Regions from separate parts of the Homo sapiens genome. Here region 2 is linked to region 1. The links are chromatin loops, found by intact Hi-C in ENCODE. Cell type or tissue: heart left ventricle. All regions are shown on one strand. Links, peaks and the distances in the headings refer to the core of each region. The heading gives the core; the rest is flanking DNA.

Evidence for each region. Peaks named below come from ENCODE experiments on the same cell type or tissue, not always from the same donor. Only the 100,000 strongest peaks of a DNase experiment are listed, where the experiment ranks them.
Region 2: it touches region 1 in a loop (2.1-fold over the local background); 54 of 110 quality-filtered maps call a loop at or near these places.

What each region holds. Positions count from the first base shown.
Region 1 is chr13:42,105,938-42,116,097 of GRCh38, reverse strand. The region is part of intron 1 of DGKH (diacylglycerol kinase eta); the gene reads right to left. Among named protein-coding and RNA genes, the nearest start is that of DGKH, 62 kb to the right of the region's middle. In heart left ventricle, for the core only: a CTCF peak has its summit at 5,341 (motif pointing right); no DNase peak of the experiment used is centred there.
Region 2 is chr13:41,914,828-41,924,987 of GRCh38, reverse strand. All of the region lies in intron 2 of VWA8 (von Willebrand factor A domain containing 8), which reads left to right. Among named protein-coding and RNA genes, the nearest start is that of VWA8, 41 kb to the left of the region's middle. RefSeq lists enhancers at 6,984-7,103, 8,213-8,292. In heart left ventricle, for the core only: no CTCF peak of the experiment used is centred there; a DNase peak (open chromatin) is centred at 5,603; H3K27ac peaks cover 1,591 bases.

The DNA.
Region 1 (10,160 bases), core at 2,267-7,266:
TATGTGCTATGATGATATGTGAGGCAATGGATTCAAAATAATATATAATTCTTTAAAAACATGGCATGTCAAGATATTATCATCATAACAGTCCTCATCCTAAGCATTATTTATTATGGAAAAGTTTTTGTTCCTTAAATCCATCCCTTTCCACTCCTCTTGCTATTGCCTTAGTTTGGGCTCCTCTAATTCTCTTGGACTCAATAGTTTACTAGGTGCTCTCCATGCTATCAATTTTTCCCACCACTAGTCCATTCCTTCCACTGTGGACAAAATTATCTCTGAAAAACTGCCAAACTCTGGTTCAATATGTTCAAGGTGTACCCATCACCCGCATAATTCCAGACCTCTTAGCTGGTCATACAAGACTCTTTTGTCCATAAGTGCCCCACCTTCCTTAACAGCCCCATCTTCAGCAATCCTCCTAAGTTCCCCTAATAGTAAAGTAAAAGAGAAGTACTTGGTAATCCCCAAATACACCATGCTTCCCTGTGTCCAAGCTTTTTCACCAGCTCTCCCTTCTACTCAATATCGTCCTCCACTGCCTCTTCTAAACCTCCCACCCCATCCCATCCTCCTTCAAAGCTCTGGCCACTATCACATCCTTGGTATACCCACAGCTCTATGCTCATGCATTATTTATAGCATTAATCATGCTGCATAGGGATTTTTTTTAATGCCTGGGTCTCTCCTATAGGACTGAGTTTCTCAGTGACAAAAACTGTACCTCATTTATTTTTCTATCCCACATATAGCCAAGTATTTGATATGAAGAAAATAATTAATACATGTTAACTAATTTGTTGAAGAATCAGGAAACAAAAAGTAAGAAATTAAACGATTAAAACTTTTTTTCTTTGATAACAACTGGAGGAATTCAGTGGAAAAAGACAATTCGATTTTTCTTTCCAGCAAGTCACTATACTGGCAGGAAGCATAAAACAAAAATAGACCTGACTCCTGTAAAAGAGCCCCAGGCTGGGTTCCACTTCCGCCTCCACCATTTACTAGCTCTGTGACTTCACATAAGTAATCATATCTATGAACCTAAGTTTCCCCATCTGTAAATAAATAAACATCACCTGCCCTGTATTCCTCAGACTTGTCAGGAAGAAACAAAATGATAAGCAAATATCTCCTGTAAACTCCGAAATGCTATGAAGTATCAGAAGTAAGGTACTATTTGAGTAGGTCACACTTTGGGGAAAAAGGTGTTTTTAGTGGGACTGATACAAAGTACATAAAGAGACAATCCTGGACAAGGGCCTAATGCTTCTATTTGGATAAATTATTGCACAAAACCCTAATTTAACCACATAAAGAAAATGTCTAAAGTTTTCTAAATCTTAAGCATAAAAGCAAAAATCAATCATGAAATTTTATTTAATATAATAATGGAGCATGGTTTATAACAAGCTATGTATATTATTTTACTTCTTAGAACACCGATCTTATCTTGTTTACCAGTGAAAATTAGGAAATGATTAGAATTGCTGCTGGATAACTCCACTTGGATGCCACTGGCTCTTCAAAATTCAATAAGCCCCAAACTAATATGTCTGTCTCCCTGAGTAGCCTGCATGCTCAGCGAGAGCAGAGGCCATGTCCACCTCAGTCATCACTGGAGCCCTGGCGCTTACCAGAGTTCCTGGCACAGATAATAGCTCTTAGTAATGATATACTGAACAAATGAATGAATGAACACTGACATTCCGATAAAGTAGCTGAGATGGCTTTTGGGGGAAACTTGCACAGAAGCCTATCTTTAGGAGCTCTTCAGGCAGACCCTTGGCAGGAACCCAGCAGCACTGTAAGAACTCTAGCCAGAGGTGCCTATTTTGTGGCGGGTCATCTCCTCACTTGCAAATTGTCCCTGTGGCAAATATAAGCAATTAGCTGTTGTCTATTCTGGACTTTTTTCCCCCAAATTAAAAGCCATTCTGCTTTTATCCACTACCATTTCATTGTTATTAGGGGAAGCTATCTATCTTGTCCACATTAATATTATCTTTGTGGAGAGGATGGGTATACAGAAGAGATATACCTACAAAATGTGTAAATGAACTACTATTTGTAGAGAGTGAAATTAAAAGACAGTAGATTTTCTATCCTTCCATATTTTATCCAGCAGTTAAACTTAGCATAATTTAGCTTCAAAGGTGGCCAAACACAAACCACACAGACCCATGTTTTACCCCATCCTAAAGCCTATCTTCACCACAATATATTCAATATATTGTGTCTCCTATCATAACATTGCTTTTTCCTTTTATTTGCCCTTCTAAATATTTTTATGTGATTATCATATAAGAACTATTTTTCCCCGTAGCCATGCCGGAACTCATATCTCAGCAATGACTGCTCCTCCTCCCGTGGGTCTGGAAGGGAAGTCATTTGATCTTGCTCTGATTCCATCTGTCAACCTCCTTCATCGGCCACCTGTGAAACTGCTTCAAGCCTGGCTTTCGTATCAGCCTCCAAACTTTCCCATCAGCTCCTTTTGACTCCAGACTCTTGGCTTTGTGCTGGTATCCTCCTTTCCCCTTGTGAATTTTGTCCCACCATGAATTTCCTACTTTCTTAAAAGTAAATGTAAGACTCTGTATTTAAATAAGGATACATACATGACACTAAGCTCTATTAAATAAGCCAGTTGCTCTAAAGTCTGGCTGATCATTACTTGGAGACCTTTATAAACATTAATGCACTTTGATTCAATTGGTTTAGAGTAGGGCATAGGAACCTACACATACTAAAATCTCTTTTGGTGATTGGAATTATCAGGCTTAAAAGACTATTGTACATATAATAATTTGCATAAACCCTTTAAAAAGGTATAATTCAGCACTTTTGTTCCTTTTTCCACGCACCTTTAACTAATATCATTAAGTGTAACCACTTACTTTTACCTGGCTCTGTGCATTTTAAAAATCTGGTGTCAAAATCTTCCTAAAACACATTTTTAGGAAGCTCTGCCCCCACCCAGGAGTAGGAGCAGAAGCTAATTTAGGTTTAATGACTGAGCATGCTCACTGTAGCTCTTCAGGGCTAGCCACCCACAAGAAACCAAGCTACACTCAACTATGATCCGAACAAAAGCCAGATCCAACTGCAGATGAAGACTGGAATATGACCTCCAACGAGGGAATAAGAGCTGCATGGGTACTGGACTCAACCCTGTGTGCTGGGAAATTTCTGGACACGGGCAGAGAAGAATGGCTCCAGCTGCTGTATGCCCCCTTTTGTGATATGTCCATCCCCGCACTGTCTCGCTGACCTCGCCAGGAAAGCAAATGCTGGTGGAAGAACTACAGCGGGAACAAGGGGAGCTTCAGAGAATGATGTCCCCGCTTACAGGAGAATGGCGGTGAGGGATGTTTCTGGGATCAACATTTAATGACAATGCAATCAGATGATGAGGGTGATTTGTCATTTACAATATCACAAAACATTTCCCTTTTTATAAACTGCCACCAGGAGTAGTTGTTCTCAAGCAGTTTGGTGTATCAGGATCATCTGAGCTTTTCCCAAATACATGTGACCAGGCACTTTGAACAGGCCATCCAGAATCTAAGCAGCACAGCCTCCCCATTCTGGGATGCCTCTGAGGAATTCTATGGCTCTGTGAAACAGAGTTCCAAAGCCACGTGGGGCCAGGCATCGTGGCTCACTCTTGTAGTCCCACCTACTCAGGAGGCCAAGGCCAGAGGATCGCTTGAGCCCAGGATGTCAAGGCTGCAGTGAGCTATGATTGCACCACTGCACTCCAGCCTGGGCAACAGAACGAGACTAAGTCAAAAAAAAAAAAAAAAAGCCACAAGGCTAGATGGTATGCATTGACTATAATGACATTTAACATTACATAAAACCTTGATATTTAATATTCTAGAGGTTTGTACAATAGTCTGTTTTCATTCACAAAAACCATATACGACTTTTGTTTTTGTTTTTAATTTCACTAGAAGTAATCGTTTACTTTTACATATAAAACACACACATGTTCTGATTCTGGTTGTCTGAGACATCCATGTGACAGAAAGCTGTAGTCTGGCCACAGTGTAATGTGTGCTGGCAGCATTCACTCTCTGTGCAGGGCATGCCAGGGTGAAGCCCAGTGAAGCGCTCGCTCTTCAGTGGGTCTGTCTGCAGTATTCCATCCTGCCATGCTCAACCCAGGTATAAAAAAAATGGCTTTCCACCACAATTCCTGTGCCCTTTTCCCTGTCCAGAAAGGAAGAAATTCAACCTGTCAAAAGCCAGTTATGCTGCAGCCTGTGCAAACCTGAGAAGTGGTTATGTCTGCCCCGCGAGACCTAATTGAGGGAATGTATGCCCAAGAAATGCACAGAAGCAAGCTTCCCCCTGTCTAGTGAAGTATTCCAACACCTCTGGATATATTCAAATATCTTTATTATTTTGTTTGAAATACTATAAACTCTAATATTTGGGACATTTACATTTAAATATAAATTATGCATTCTAAAGCAAAATAATGAAGATTATCCAACATATTTTTTTTTGAGATGGAGTCTCACTCTTCCCCAGGCTGGAGTGCAGTGGCACACTCTCAGCTCACTGCAACCTCCGCCTCCCAGGTTCAAGCGATTCTCGCACCTCAACCTCCCAAGTAGCTGGGACTACAGGCACGTGCCACCACGCCCGGCTAATTTTTGTATTTTTAGTAGAAACGGGGTTTCACCATGTTGCCGAGGCTGGTCTCGAACTCCTGACCTCAAGAGATCTGCCCACCTCGCCTCCCAAAGTACTGGGATTACAGGCATGAGCCACTGTGCCTGGCCTATCCAACATATTCTAATCACCCTCTGTATCAGTAAACCATCTAGTGATTGCTAATGTACTTTGTCCCTTGCAATGGCTTATAATTTTCTCGAGAATATCTATAATGATGTAATTACCTCCTTGAGACTGTATTTTGTGAACATTTATTTATTAATTTCTAAAATTAAGCTGTCTCTCCTTTTTTTATATGTACCTTCTTTAGAGCAGTTTCTGAATGTATTTTTCTTTTTTTAATTTTTATTTTAAGTTCCGGGGTGCATGTGCAGGATGTGCAGGTTTGTTACGTAGGTAAACATGTGCCATAGTGGTTTGCTGCACCTATCAACCCATCACCTAGGTGTTAAGCCCAGCAGGTATTAGCTATTTTTCCTAATGCTCTTCCTCCCCCCACTGAGTGTATTTTTAAATTAGTATTAGGTAAAAGTATATGGCTTTATAACGTACCGTTACATGCAGAAGGTACAAAATGTACATGCTGTATAAATACCAGACATAACAGTTTTTTCATAAAATATAATGAACTACCATGCATTACCACAAGGTGGCAGTGGTGCTATGCTAATGATTAGGATTTTCTTTCTCAAATGTGAACACAGATGGGCTTTTCTTCAGTTGCACAAATCCTTCCCGTAACTGGTAAATGCCTGAATGTCGTATGTGTAACTGTGTTGTAAATGGGTAAAACAACGAATGAATGAATGAATGAATGATTATCCTTCAAATTCTGAATTTACTTCTTCCTTATCAAATGCCCCTACTCACATCCAAGAATAATCCCTTTGCCCACACATGACATTTTGATGTAACCAACCACTTTCCCCCATGGCCACAATGATGCAACTATTTTGATGTGGGGACATTCTGATGTTGTCTAAAATAAACCACTAGACATCACGTTTGTTTTTTTAACTAATAACTAATGTGCAAAGTAGAGAGCCTCACACCATACCTGAGTCTCACAGGACTGCTGCGCTTACAATGTCCCCTATCCTGGAATGCAGTTTGTGGCTGCAGGAGGAGCTGGGGGTCAGTGGTAAGGTCAAGGGTGGGATGGGAAACAGGGTGAAGTGCAGGCATCTGACTGCTGAGCCACAGACAATCAGGAATCTCACATCTACCACATACAGTTATCTCAGAAAGAGCTACTCAGCATTTCACGCAAAAGATCTGCTTATTTTCTGGAATTTCAACTGCATCTTCAATAATCTGCCTCTGAAATTCTCTAGTTCTTTCCCCAAAGAATATCTGAGTCCCAACTACATGGGAAATCAGAAATCAGTTAGAAATCTGTCAGTTCTCTGGATGGGTAGACAGATTAGATACATAGATAGATAGATATAGATAGATACACATATATATGTTATATTTAATATCATAAACTCCACTCCAATGATGATTTTGATGGACCAGACTGATACCCCTAAAAAGGATAACCCAGTTCTAGTAGATTTTTTAAAAATATCTTATTAATAACTGTTCACAGAAATGAAGAGAATCAAATGTGAGTGTCCTCTGTGATTAGCATGGAACCAAGAAATGGTTAGCATGGAACCAAGAAATGGTCAGAGATGAAGGCTGTGCAAATTACTAGAAAAAACAGCAACAGACACACACACACACACACACGCACACACACGCACGCACAGGCACGCACGCACAGCTGCACATGGGTTCTCTACTTTGGTCTTGACAGCATTTTCTTGCATCCCTTCATCTGGATCCATCCTGTCTTCCATTTATTCCTCCTTTGAGATCTTTCTATATTTCTCTATCATTTGCCAAAAAAATCTAAGCCCTCTCTCCCTTAGGCTACTTCTGTTTATTGTTCTTATTTCCACCTTTGCGTTGTGGTGTAATCGTCCATCTCCATCATGCACAGAGGTGCAGAGGTACGGCCTGGGTTCAAACCTTGGCTCCACGGCTGACTAGTTGTTAAAGACTTTGAACAAATTACTTAACGTTTCTGTGACTGAGTTTCTGCTTCTTTATGGATAATAACAATAACTAAGCCATAGGGGTGTTGTGAGGACTCAGTGAGTCAATGCATGTAAAGTATCTGCAATGGTTCCTGACACACGGTGCTCAGTAAATACCAGCTGGTCTTGTGTTACTCTCGTTCCTGTCCTTTATTAGACAGTAAATGTCCCCAAGTCAGATTCATGTTTACTTCATCTTTGTCTCCTTAGCACCCAGCACTATGCCTATCACCTCAGTGGTACTTACAATTTGTTTGTTAAACTAAATTGAACTAGTCCCTCTGTCTTTCATCTCTAATCGTTCTCTCTCCATCCATTCCTTCCCGTTGGCATATCTTATTTTTAAAAATAACAACTTTTTCCACCTCTTGATTATGTCCCAGCTTCCAAGCTATGCCTTCCTCTCCATTATGACAAAACCGCTTTAAAAAATTAGAATCCTCTCGCTGCCTCTGTCCTTTCCTTTCCTTCAGCCTTACTGCATGCATTATAGCTTCCACTCCCTCCTTTTCAGGAAATCTACCCCTTGGCTATTTCCAATTACAGCCTATGTGCCAAATCTCTCTGAATGAACTTCTTCCCATAGTTCCAATTATCTCCTCTAAATATATACATAACTCCTAAAATAAATTTCTGTATTTATTCTCATTTTCACTCCAGCTCCATTTACAACTGCCTGCCTGACATCTCCACTTAGAGATGCCGTCACCACCTGAAACTCAAGTACATTTTATTTCACGTAACACATGTCTTAGTTTAATAGAAAAGACACTGGCCTGGCTTCAGAAAACCTAGATTCTAATTCCAAAATTGCCAGCAGCTAACTACACGGCACTGGGTAAAAGTCACTCTATACGGAATTCCAAATGAATTCAGCACCTTCCCGTGGCAATTCTGCTCCTCTTCCTATGACCTCACCTGCTAGCAGCAGTGTATTTTCCTAAGCACTGCTTAGGAACCCCAGAACTCCCAACCTATCTTTTATTTTCCCTCACCCTTAAATTTATTTTCCCTCACCCTTAAATTAATCTGCCAATCAAAAGGTTTCTGAAAACTGGTCTTCCTTTTTGCTCCTGTGCCCAGTGACCTAATGCTTGTGATTTTATTATTCTTGCCTAGACTATAACAATGACCCCCTATGAAGAAATGCTTCCAAGACCAGCACACCAGAAAGAACCTCCTGATGGTGAGCAGGGCCAGAACCACCACCTGCCTGTCACAACACTAACTCTTCATTTGATTCCTCTTGAAGTTTGGCCCGAGTGTGAAAAATGACTCTTCTTTTAAGGACTCGTAATAAAGCAGAGGTGACACAGAACACTCAAACAAGACTTTTCTAAAGGTTGGCACTAATAAAAGGGAAGTAGACAGAAAGTACCATTTTAGACAATAGGACAAAATCCCTTTTGTCCTCCATGCCTCTGAGCCCAAAGAGAGACTCTAGGACCCTTCTGTCTCAGCTCCCCCATCAGGGGCATACCAGGGGTCCCCAAAGGCCAAGGAGCACAAGCTCAGAGAGACAGCACACTCAAGGTCTCCACACCAAAGCTAAGAAGCCGAGCCCTCCTGCTTGCCTGTCTACGATCTGTCCTTGCAGTTCTTGTTCCTGTACTCACAGCGGGGCTGCCTTACCCGGGCAGGCCTCAACTGAACACCACAGTCCCACAAAAGTCCCCCACTGTTCACAAGACAATCACATGGACAGAAACAGGAAAAACAGATGTATTTCCTTACACTGAACTAGCCCCCTGTCTAATTAATCCTCCATACTCCCTCCCTCCCTCCAGAATTGTTTCCTTAAGGCAGATCTCATCTGGTCACTTCCCTGCTCAAAATCTTTATTGGTTGTTCATCAACTACAGAACAAGGCAAAGCCCTTTAATTCGGCATGGAAGGCCTCCCACTGGTTTCATCTTCACAGCTTCACCCTCTTGAAACATCACTTCTATCCCCACTCCCCACTGCCTGCAGTGTCTGCTCCTGGCATTCTGGTCTACCTGCCATTGGCCAAACAAAACACTCATCTTCCTCCCACCTTGGGTTCTTCATATGGGTGGCTTTCTGCAGGTGCAGAATGCACACCCCCGCCCTGGACCTTTCCTCTCGTGACTCACCCTTAAATGCTGGACTTAAATAACCGCTCCTCCAAATGTCACTCAAGCAGAGCTCACTCATTTGCAATTCTATGTTGTCAGTCCTCACAGAGCCATATTTGTAAATTGCAATAGATTCACACAGGAGTGTGATGCACAAAATTATCTTTTCTCTCTTTTTTTTTGAGACACAGTCTCACTCTGTCGCCCAGGCTGGAGTGCAGTGGTGCAATCTCAGCTCACTGCAACCTCTGCTGCCCAGGTTCAAGTGATTCTCCTGCCTCAACCTTCCGAGTAGCTGTGATTACAGGCACCTGCCACTGTGCCTGGCTACTTTTTTTTGTATTTTTAGTAGAGACGGGGTTTCACCATCTTAGCCACGCTGGTCTTGAACTCCTGACTTGTGATCCACCCGCCTCGGCCTTCCAAAGCGCTGAGATTACAGGCATGAGCCACCGCGCCCAGCCTCTTTTTTCAATATTTTCAGTGGTATATGAATTCTGAAATCTGTATTACAGTATGAGGAGAAGGTAAATCATAAAACAGGTTAAGTTTATCCACTCAATCTTTAGAAGATAGTCTAACTTTATCTCCCTAACCCCAAAAGTCATTCCAGCATCCAAATTACTTTATTTCTTCATCCTACCCACATGCCACTCTACTTGAGAATAGCTGTCTTGAAAAGAGTAGACTTTTTTCATTGTTGGGATGAAGTGAAGCATTTCTTTTCCTACGTCCTGGATGTGAGGCCATATCACATGTTACTCTCATTGTCTATGCTGCTCTGCACACGGTGCAGTCGTCCTCTGCTGAGAGTATGCAGAGCCAGGCAGGACTCGAAGGCTTGCTGAGCTTTTCACTTGGAAGGCATGGCAAATAAAGATGACTTCATCCAGATGCCTAAGAAACACACATTCCTGAGGCCAGGCACAGTGGCTCATGCCTGTAATCCCAGCACTTTGGGAGGCCAAGGTGGGTGAATCACCTGAGGTCAGGAGTTGAAGACCAGCCTGGCCAACATTGTGAAACCCCATCTCTACTAAAAATACAAAAACTAGCCAGGCATGGTGGTACACGCCTGTAATTCCAGCTACTCAGGAGGCTGAGTCAGGACCATCACTTGAACCAAGGAGGCGAAGGTTGCAGTGAGCCAAGATTGTGCCACTGCACTCCAGCCTGGGTGACAGAGCAAGACTCTGTCTCAAAATAAAAAAAATTAAAAAAAAAAAAACCACATTCCTTAAGTTCCAAGGTAAAAATCAGGTTTAATTATTCACATATGAAATACATT
Region 2 (10,160 bases), core at 2,647-7,646, 190 kb after region 1:
TGACTGACAGACTAATTATAATGTACATTGGAGAATAGCTTATTGGATTAAATCTGTTTGGAGACTTTTAAGCTTCATGAATCTGATGTCCATATATCTTCCAATACTTGGGAAATGATGAGTTAATGGGTGCAGCACACCAACATGGCACATGTATACATATGTAACTGACTTGCACGTTGTGCACATGTACCCTAGAACTTAAAGTATAATTAAAAAAAAAAAAAAGAAAGTGCTTCAGAGAAACAGACCTCAGCTTTGTGGGAGAACTGTATCCACTTTTGCCTTGGAAAGTGAACCAACAGCTCAAGTCATAGTGTTTCAGTAATTTTGTAAGACCCCGGGCCTAGGAATTCTGGACCTCAGCATTTATTTCATTAAATAAGCTTTCTGTCCCTGTCTTTGTCTCCTCTCCATCTGAATATCCCATAATGTATTTGTTCACTTAGTAGTGTCCCATAAGTCCCATGGGCTGTCTTCACTCTTTTTCACTCTGTTTTCTTTTTCTTTCTTTTTTCTTTTCCTTTCTTCCTTCCTCCCTTCCCCCCGCTTTTCCTTCCTTCATCTCCTCTCCTCCCCTCCCCTCCCTTCCCCTCCTCTCTTCTCTCCTGTTTCTGTTTCTGTTTCTTTTGACTGGGTAATTTCAGAAGAGCTATCTTCAAGTTCAGATATTTTTGGTTTTGCTTGATCTCATCTATTTTTGAAGCTCTGTCTTGTATTTTTTATTTCATTGACTGCATTCTCCAGTTCCAAGATTTCTATTTGGTTCTTTTTTATGATATCTATCTGCTTGTTGAATCTCTGAGGTTATAAATTGTTTTCCTGTTTTCATTGAATTTTCTATCTGTATTCTCTTATATCTTGCTGAATTTCCTTAAGACTGTTTTTTTGAGTTCCTTTTTAGGCCATTTGTAAATATCCATTTCTTTGGGGTCAGTTACTGGGGAATTATTATGTTCCTTTGGTGGTGTCATGTTTCTTTGCTTTTTCATTTGTGTGTGTTTGTGTGTGTGTTTGTGTTCTGATGCTGATTTCTGTGCATTTGATAGAGCAGTCACCTCTTCCAAACTTTACAGAGTGGCTTTTTTAGGGGAAGACTTTCCCCTGCAGATGGGCCTGAAGATATTGGTTGGGCACGTTGGAGCAGTGGTGTAGTCTCTGTGTAGCTACAGCTTCTTTAGTTATGATCAATTTCAGCAATGACTACAGGTGTCTTGGTGGTCTAGGCTGCAGGAGTTTGTGTCAGTGATGGTGGCAGCATAGGTTATTAGGATCCTCAGTGGCCAAAGCTTCAGGGATCCTCCTGTTCTTGTCTTTCCCACAATGGAGAGTCTTAGATGAGGGTATCTCTCTTGATGTCTAGTCTGACACAGCCCACAGGCAGATGCAGCAGCACGGGGATCTGGGGCACAGGTCCAGAATTCCTAGGCCCGGGGTCTTACAAAATTACTGAAACACTATGACTTGAGGTGTTGGTTCACTTTCCAAGGCAAAAGTGGATACATTTCTCCCACAAAGCTGAGGTCTGTTTCTCTGAAGCACTTTTTTTTTAAATTATACTTTAAGTTCTAGGGTACATGTGCACAACGTGCAGGTTAGTTACATATGTATACATGTGCCATGTTGGTGTGCTGCACTCATTAACTCATCATTTACATTAGATATATCTCCAAATGCTATCCCTCCCCGCTCCCCCCACCCCACGGCAAGCCCCGGTGTGTGATGTTCCCCACCCTGTGTCCAAGTGTTCTCATTGTTAATTTCCCACCTATGAGTGAGAACATGCGGTGTTTGTTTTTCTGTCCTTGTGGTAGTTTGCTCAGAATGATGGTTTCCAGCTTCATCCATGTCCCTACAAAGGACATGAACTCATCCTTTTTTATGGCTGCATAGTATTCCATGGTGTATATGTACCACATTTTCTTAATCCAGTCTATCATTGATGGACATTTGGGTTGGTTCCAAGTCTTTGCTATTGTGAATAATGCCGCAGTAAACATACATGTGCATGTGTCTTTATAGCAGCATGATTTGTAATCCTTTGGGTATATACCCAGTAATGGGATGGCTGGGTCAAATCATATTTCTAGTTCTAGATCCTTGAGGAATCACCACACTGTCTTCCACAATGGTTGAACTAGTTTACAATCCCACTAACAGTGTAAAAGTATTCCTATTTCTCCACATCCTCTCTAGAACCTGTTGTTTCCTAACTTTTTAATGATTGCCATTCTAACTGGTGTGAGATGGTATCTCATTGTGGTTTTGCTTTGCATTTCTCTGATGGCCAGTGATGATGAGCATTTTTTCATGTGTCTTTTGGCTGCATAAATGTCTTCTTTTGAGAAGTGTCTGTTCATATCCTTTGCCCACTTGTTGATCGGGTTGTTTGTTTTTTTCTTGTAATTTTGTTTAAGTTCTTTGTAAATTCTGGATATTAGCCCTTTGTCAGATGGGTAGATTGTAAAAATTTTCTCCCATTCTGTAGGTTGCCTGTTCACTCTGATGGTAGTTTCTTTTGCTGTGCAGAAGGTATTTAGTTTAATTAGATCCCATTTGTCAATTTTGGCTTCCGTTGCCATTGCTTTTGGTGTTTTAGACATGAAGTCCTTGCCCATGCCTATGTCCTGAATGGTATTGCCTAGGTTTTCTTCTAGGGTTTTTATGGTTTTAGGTCTAACATTTAAGCCTTTAATCCATCTTGAATTAATTTTTGTATAGGGTGTAAGGATGGGATCCAGTTTCAGCTTTCTACCTGTGGCTAGCCAGTTTTCCTAGCACCATTTATTAAATAGGGAATCGTTTCCCCATTTCTTGTTTTTGTCAGGTTTGTCAAAGATCAGATGGTTGTAGATGTGTGGTATTATTTCTGAGGGCTCTGTTCTGTTCCATTGATCTATATCTCTGTTTTGGTACCATACCATGCTGTTTTGGTTCCTGTAGCCTTGTAGTATAGTTTGAAGTCAGGTAGTGTGATGCCTCCAGCTTTGTTCTATTGGCTTAGGATTGACTTGGCAATGCAGGCTCTTTTTTGGTTCCGTATGAACTTTAAAGTAGTCTTTTCCAATTCTGTGAAGAAAGTCATTGGTAGCTTGATGGAGATGACATTGAGTCTATAAATTACCTTGGGCAGTGTGGCCATTTTCACGATACTGATTCTTCCTATCCATGAGCATGGAATGTTCTTCCATTTGTTTGTGTCCTCTTTTATTTAGTTGAGGAGTGGTTTGTAGTTCTCCTTGAAGAGGTCCTTCACATCCCTTGTAAGTTGGATTCCTAGGTATTTTATTCTCTTTGAAGCAATTGTGAATGGGAGTTCACTCATGATTTGGTTCTCTGTCTGTTATTGGTGTATCGGAATGCTTGTGATGTTTGCACATTGATTTTGTATCCTGAGACTTTGCTGAAGTTGCTTATCAGCTTAAGGAAATTTTGGGCTGAGACAATGGGGCTTTCTAAATATACAGTCATGTCATCTGCAAACAGGGACAATTTGACTTCCTGTTTTCCTAATCGAATACCCTTAATTTCTTTCTCCTGCCTGATTGCCCTGGCCAGAACTTCCAACACTGTGTTGAATAGGAGTGGTGAGAGAGGGCATCCCTGTCTTGTGCCAGTTTTCAAAGGGAATGCTTCCAGTTTTTGCCCATTCAGTATGATGTTGGCTGTGGGTTTGTCATAAAAAGCTCTTATTATTTTGAGATACATCCCATCAATACCTAATTTATTGAGAGTTTTTAGCATGAAGGGCTGTTGAATTTTGTTGAAGGCCTTTTCTGCATCTATTGAGATAATCATGTGGTTTTTTGTCTTTGGTTGTGTTTATGTGCTGGATTACGTTTATTGATTTGCATATGTTGAACCAGCCTTGCATCCCAGGGATGAAACCAACTTGATCATGGCGGATAAGCTTTTTGATGTGCTGCTGTTTTTGGTTTGCCAGTATTTTATTGAGGATTTTTGCATCGATGTTCATCAGGGATATTGGTCTAAAATTCTCTTTTTTTCTTGTGTTCTCTGCCAGGCTTTGGTATCAGGATGATGCTGGCCTCAAAAAATGAGTTATGGAGGATTCCCTCTTTTTCTATTGTTTGGAATAGTTTCAGAAGGAATGGTATCAACTCCTCTTTGTACTTCTGGTAGAATTTGGCTGTGAATCCATCTGGTCCTGGACTTTTTTTGGTTGGTAGCCTATTATTGCCTCAATTTCAGAGCTTGTTATTGGTCTTTTCAGGGATTCACCTTCTTCCTGGTTTAGTCTTGGGAGGGTGTATGTGTCGAGGAATTTATCCATTTCTTCTAGATTTTCTAGTTTATTTGTGCAGAAGTGTTTATAGTATTCTCTCATGGTAGTTTGTATTTCTGTGGGATCGGTGGTAATATCCCCTTTATCATTTTTTATTTCATCTATTTGATTCTTCTCTCTTTTCTTCTTTATTAGTCTTGCTAGCGGTCTATCAATTTTATTGATCTTTTCAAAAAACCAGCTTCTGGATTCATTGATTTTTTTGAAGGTTTTTTTTGTGTCTCTATCTTCTTCAGTTCTGCTCTGATCTTAGTTATTTCTTCCCTTCTGCTAGCTTTTGAATGTGTTTGCTCTTGCCTCTGAAGCACTTTCTAACAGCTTACACCCAGGGGGCAGGAATATAGCTGTGGCTCTGACCATGGAGGGCAGTGTGCAGAACTGGCATGGCTCCAGGGAAGAAGGGGAGCCTCAAAGGTTCAGGCCCCAGGGAATAGGGCACAGCTGCAATTTGGGACCTAGAATCAACAGGGCACAGTGGCAACTTGAGCCCTGGGAGATGAGATGTCACACACTAATTACTCTTGATGCTGGGATGGTGACACTCAGCAATAGCCCAGGTTCTGTGCAGCCAGGTGCAGCACTGTCAAGAACCCAGAAATGGCAAGGCACAGATACGGCCCAGGGGACAGGGAGCAGTACAGCCTCAGTCTACTGCCTCGGGAGGTGGGGCTCCTCAGCAGCTCAGATTCTGAGTTCCTAGTCCTGTTCTAGGGAGGAAAGGCCCTTTGGCCATTTGACCTGTAGGGCAGAGGCACAGCTCATCCAAGGCTGTGATTCCCTGGAAGTAAGATGCCGTATCAGCTTGGCCCTAAAATATACAGCTACGTGGGTTGGAGGAGGTGCTAGGTCCCTGAGAGGCAGGGTACAGTGTCGGCTATGGCACTGGGTAGGACATCTTCTCTGGTGTGCTGGAGGGTTGGGGCATCCAGGAGGATAGGATGTTGCATGGGTGTGGTGTCTGGGGGTAGTTTGATGCTGTGGGTCCCCAGTGAGAGCATCACTTCAGCTCAGGCCTTGAAGGGCAGGGTACACCAATGTCTGGGATGCAGGGGATGGAGCAGCTTCAGGGTAACTTGGAGCATAGCAGTAGCTAAATTCAGGGATTGGGGGCTACCAGGTAGCTGTGCTGCAGTGATGGCAAAGCCTCCAGGATGGAGGGGTGCAATGACTACCCATCCCTGGAACAGGATGCACTGGAGCAGTGGCTCTGGTTACAACACAGTAGCAGCTCAGGCAGGGGACTGGGGTAAGGCACAGTGTCGGTTTGTTCTCTGGGAGTAGCACAGAATGTGTACTCTGGGGAGCTCCCTCAGCTGGGCTCAGAGCCTGTGAGGACTGCAGGAATCTCTGGTAGCAAAGACTGCAGGTATCCATAGTAGTGATGCGAGCTGGTAGTGTCCTTCTGCTTACCTTTTTCCTGCAGAGAGAAATACCTCCTGGGTCCAAGCTGATCCCCAAATAGGGGCTGAGATCATCCTTGGCAGAGGCAAAGTTTCCTTTCCTTCTCTATGTGGCCATCCTGGGTTTCTGTGCTCTACAGGATTTCTCCTACTCCTTTGCAGTTCTCCAGGGCTCTCCTTTATTTATTTTGGTGGAAATGTCGTTTTTTCATTTGTTTGGCTTGGTTTTTTTATGGGGGAGGAGTGCTAGGAACTTCAAGTCAGCCATCTTACTGATACCACTTAGCAATGATCCCATGTGCTATGTAGAATTATGCTGTTTAGTCTCTAAATATTTGGAGATTTTCCAAAGATCTTTTTATTACTAATTTCTAATTTAATTTAATTTTGGTCGGAGAACACACTTTGTATGGCTTGAATCTTTGTGAAACGTATCTAGTGTTTTAAAAAATGACTATGTATATGTGTATCATTTAAGAAAATAATAGTATGTACTGTATATACTATTTTGTATATACAGAATGTTTTCTTACCTTTTTTTATTTGCAGACCATACTTTTGTATGTACAGACCATTTTCATAAAGCAACATATTGTGGACATTTCCTTATGTAAAATATTTTCTAAAGCATGACTTTAAAAAAATAACTTTTTTGCAGAACTAATATATTTTTGTCATTCAGAAATCAAAACAATATAAAAAGATATACATTGAGAAATTATATATTCACCCCTATTTTCATTCATGTTAATTCTCACAGTATTAGTTTCAGGGGAATCTGTCTTGCATTTTTCTATACAAACACAAGCAAATATACATGTATACTCTTATTTTTGTACCCTTACACAAAAAGTGAACAACATGACACTTAGTCATTGAATATGGATATGTATAATTATTTCATACATATTGATGAATTTTTCCAATTTTAAGAAAAGCTGAATATCTTCTCTGTGCTGAGCACTGTGCTGGCCAGTGCTGTAGATTTAGTTTTGATAACAGCTATATTGGATCATAGAAACATCAGCCCACTTTATAAATGATTGGCTTTATATAAGCTACGTAAGCTGATGTTTTATATATGTATTTTTCTTTTGATGTCTTCAAAGAACCTTATTTTATTCATCTTTGTATTCTTGGTGCTGAGCATATAGTAGGTCCTTAATAAATATAGCTGTGTGAATAAATTAATTTTTTAGTTCAGTTAGTTCGTGTTGTAAATAATGAGGACTTTGGTGCTAAATATTTTCACCCTTCATGTCCATTATATCTAACTACAGAATGTTACATGGTAAATAGGGGAAAGTTTAGCAGATGAGCACGTAGTTGCAGTGAGGAGGTTAGTCATGCTTCCTTTGAAATCTTGTGTTGTGATGTGGTAGAAAAATCAAATTCAGGGGCATGTTATGGGCCTAGATGTAGATTCTTTCTGAGCTATTTTGTGGGGTGATGAAATGGTAATGAAATGTCAAGTGAAAGTACTCTAACATAGGCTTTACCAGTGAGGATGTAGTAAGTACTGGGTTCCTTTCTCCCTTATTCTTCAGATTTGCCTCTAGGCCCAGCAGGTAATTTGAGTGTAAACTCAGGAGCCTATTCATATCCACCAAATCCACACTATACAGCCTGGTGTCCAGGGTACACAGCAGAGATAGGAGTTTGCAGGTGAGGATGAGACTTGAATAATTCTCCCGTACCTGGTTCTCATTGGCTGAGGGACTGGGCATGGTGCTTTACCTATAATCCTCACAAACCATACTCAATAAGTATTATTATCTTTATTTTGAAAATAAGGAAACTACAAATCTGCGTGTTCTGCACATGTATCTCAGAACTTAAAGTATAATTTAAAAAATTTAAAAAAGAAAATAAGGAAACAGACCTGAAAGAGTCAAAATGCTTGTCTAAGGACATGGATAAAAGACAGGATGAAAAATCACAGTAGGTCTGTCTGGCTTCAAAGACTTTTTTTTTTCCTCCATTATATTATGCTGCTTTTTGGGATACTAAGAAAACATCAACAGTTTTGAAGGATTTATTATAATAGAATCTGACCTATGCTTAATTTTCTAGAATTTTAATTTTAACTTTTATATGTATGAAAATTTGAGTTCATGAAGGGAGAAAATTATAATTTAGATAACTATGATAAAATTACTTTAAAGCCTTTGAATATGGCTGGGCAAAAAATAGTACATATTTTTTGAAAACAAATATTGGTTAGGAATTGAATCAGGGATTTAGGCCAGTATGAACTACATGTTTTTATCTTTACATAGAAAAGGAATCTTAGAATATAGGATCAAGCTCTTTGGGATTATTTTGACATCGGTTTATTATTATGTGGACTCCTGGAAGGTAGCATTTTGTGCCTGAAAACATTGAAGTTGGGGATTTCTCTCGTGTACTGTGCTATGTTTATATTAGGTTATGCATGGCAGTTTGGCACTTTGTTTTGCAGATGTTCGTAATGTACAGTCTTGAATCTTGTTTCTATTTCTGGCGTGCTTTTAAGTATGACTCATGTTTTCTTGAGGCCATTCTAAAAATACAGCTAGTTTCAAGCATTAATGTAAAATATACCACAGATACCACATAGCACTGCATGATGCTTTCTTTCAGTAGTTTAGTGCAATTTCCTGACAAATTAAATATAGACATGCTTTTTGGTAAAATACGCTATACTAAAACATGAATAAGTGAAAGTTGGATTTTCTTTGAGAAGTAGATCCTCTGATAACATAATATTCATTACAAAATAACTTTGAAATTTTAATAAAAGGAATAAAACATACCATTGATACCACCAAAAAGAAGTAGAACTAATGGCTGGAACAGCAAGTCTGCTAAATTTGATGTAGCCCTGAGAGGTCCACACTTGTAGGGAAAGTCTTGCACCTGAAGCTGGACACCTGTTGAAAAGCTTTTGGAGGGACTGTAGAACATAATGACTGAAATACAAGTTTTGGACTTAAACAACTTAGGTATAAATCTTGGTTTATGGACTTAGCAGCTATAGACAAATGATACTACATTTCCAATTTTGATTTTCTTATTGTAAAATGGGAGTAATGAGTATTTAACAAACACAGCATTTACTGTTATTAGACACTGTTCTAAGTGCTTAATATAATCCTCATAACAACTTTATAAGTAAGTACAATTGTATCTATTATACAGATGAGGAAACTGAGCAGAGAGGTTAAATAACTTGATTAAGGTTACATAGCTAGTAAATAGTAGAGTTGGAATTTGAACCCAGCCAATCTGTCTTGAATCTGTGTCTTTATACAATAGGTCTGCTGCTTTCTAGAATTGTTATGAGATCCTATGTGAAAAATCGTTTGTATGTTTACCTGGTACCTGATAGGAATGCAATAAATTATAGCCATTATTAGTATTGTTATTGAGGGAGAATAAAAGCAGGGAAAATGTATTTTCTTTGTGAAGGTATGCCATAGACTACAAGGCCAGCCATGGGATTCAGAAGTAGCTTATATGTATTAAGAAACTTATGTAAAATTGGAATGTGATGATGAGAGCCTTAGATATCCTGACAACTCCTACAGACTTACTCTAAAGGTAGAACTTATTCTCTACTGATTTCCTCGCTAAAAGTTTTATCTTTCAGAAGGTAAAGGAAATAGAGAGAAACTCTTTCTCTGGGCTTAATTGTGACAAACTCATTAGTGGTGTGCAGGCAACAGAGGCCTTGAGAAAAAATAATGACTACACAATATTTCTCAACTATGGTGCCATTGACATACTGGGCAGGATGAGACCATCTTGGTCATTGCATTTACCATCACAAAATATCAGTGGTGTACCAAATTATTTCTCATTTCCCAAAGCTTTACAACAACCCAAAGTACTCCCAGACATTTTCCAAATGCCTCCTGGCAGGCCTAGAATGGTAGCAGTATGGTCACCAGTTGAGAACCACTGCTGAGTGCTAAGAATAAAGGAAGGACTGAGACTAGTCAGATGTGCCTTAAGGCAGTGTTTCTCAGTACATGTGCATCATGCTGAAGTGGAAGACACTCCCAGGAGCATAAACATGATTATACATAATTCCCAGGGCTCTAGCTTTAAATAACTCCATGCTTTTCTCTTCTACTTAAGAAAGTACACTGCTGTACAAATGTCTCTATTATGGCTATAACCTCAATTCTGCTCCAGTTTGCTTCAAAAAATGAAAAGATAAGTTATTCCTAAACATCAGCACTTTATTATACAGACAATTTATGAGGGGCAGGCCTCACATTTGATTAGGAACTGCTACCTTAGATTTTAAAAAATCTTGAAAATGATTATGGTTCCAAGGTCAAAACATTCAAAACAAACTGGAAGTATAGAACTAAATTGAGACTCCATAATTATAAACAGTTACCAATAGTCATAAATAATAAAAGGTGGGAGGAAGTTAAAGAAACCAACTTGGCTTGAACTTCTAG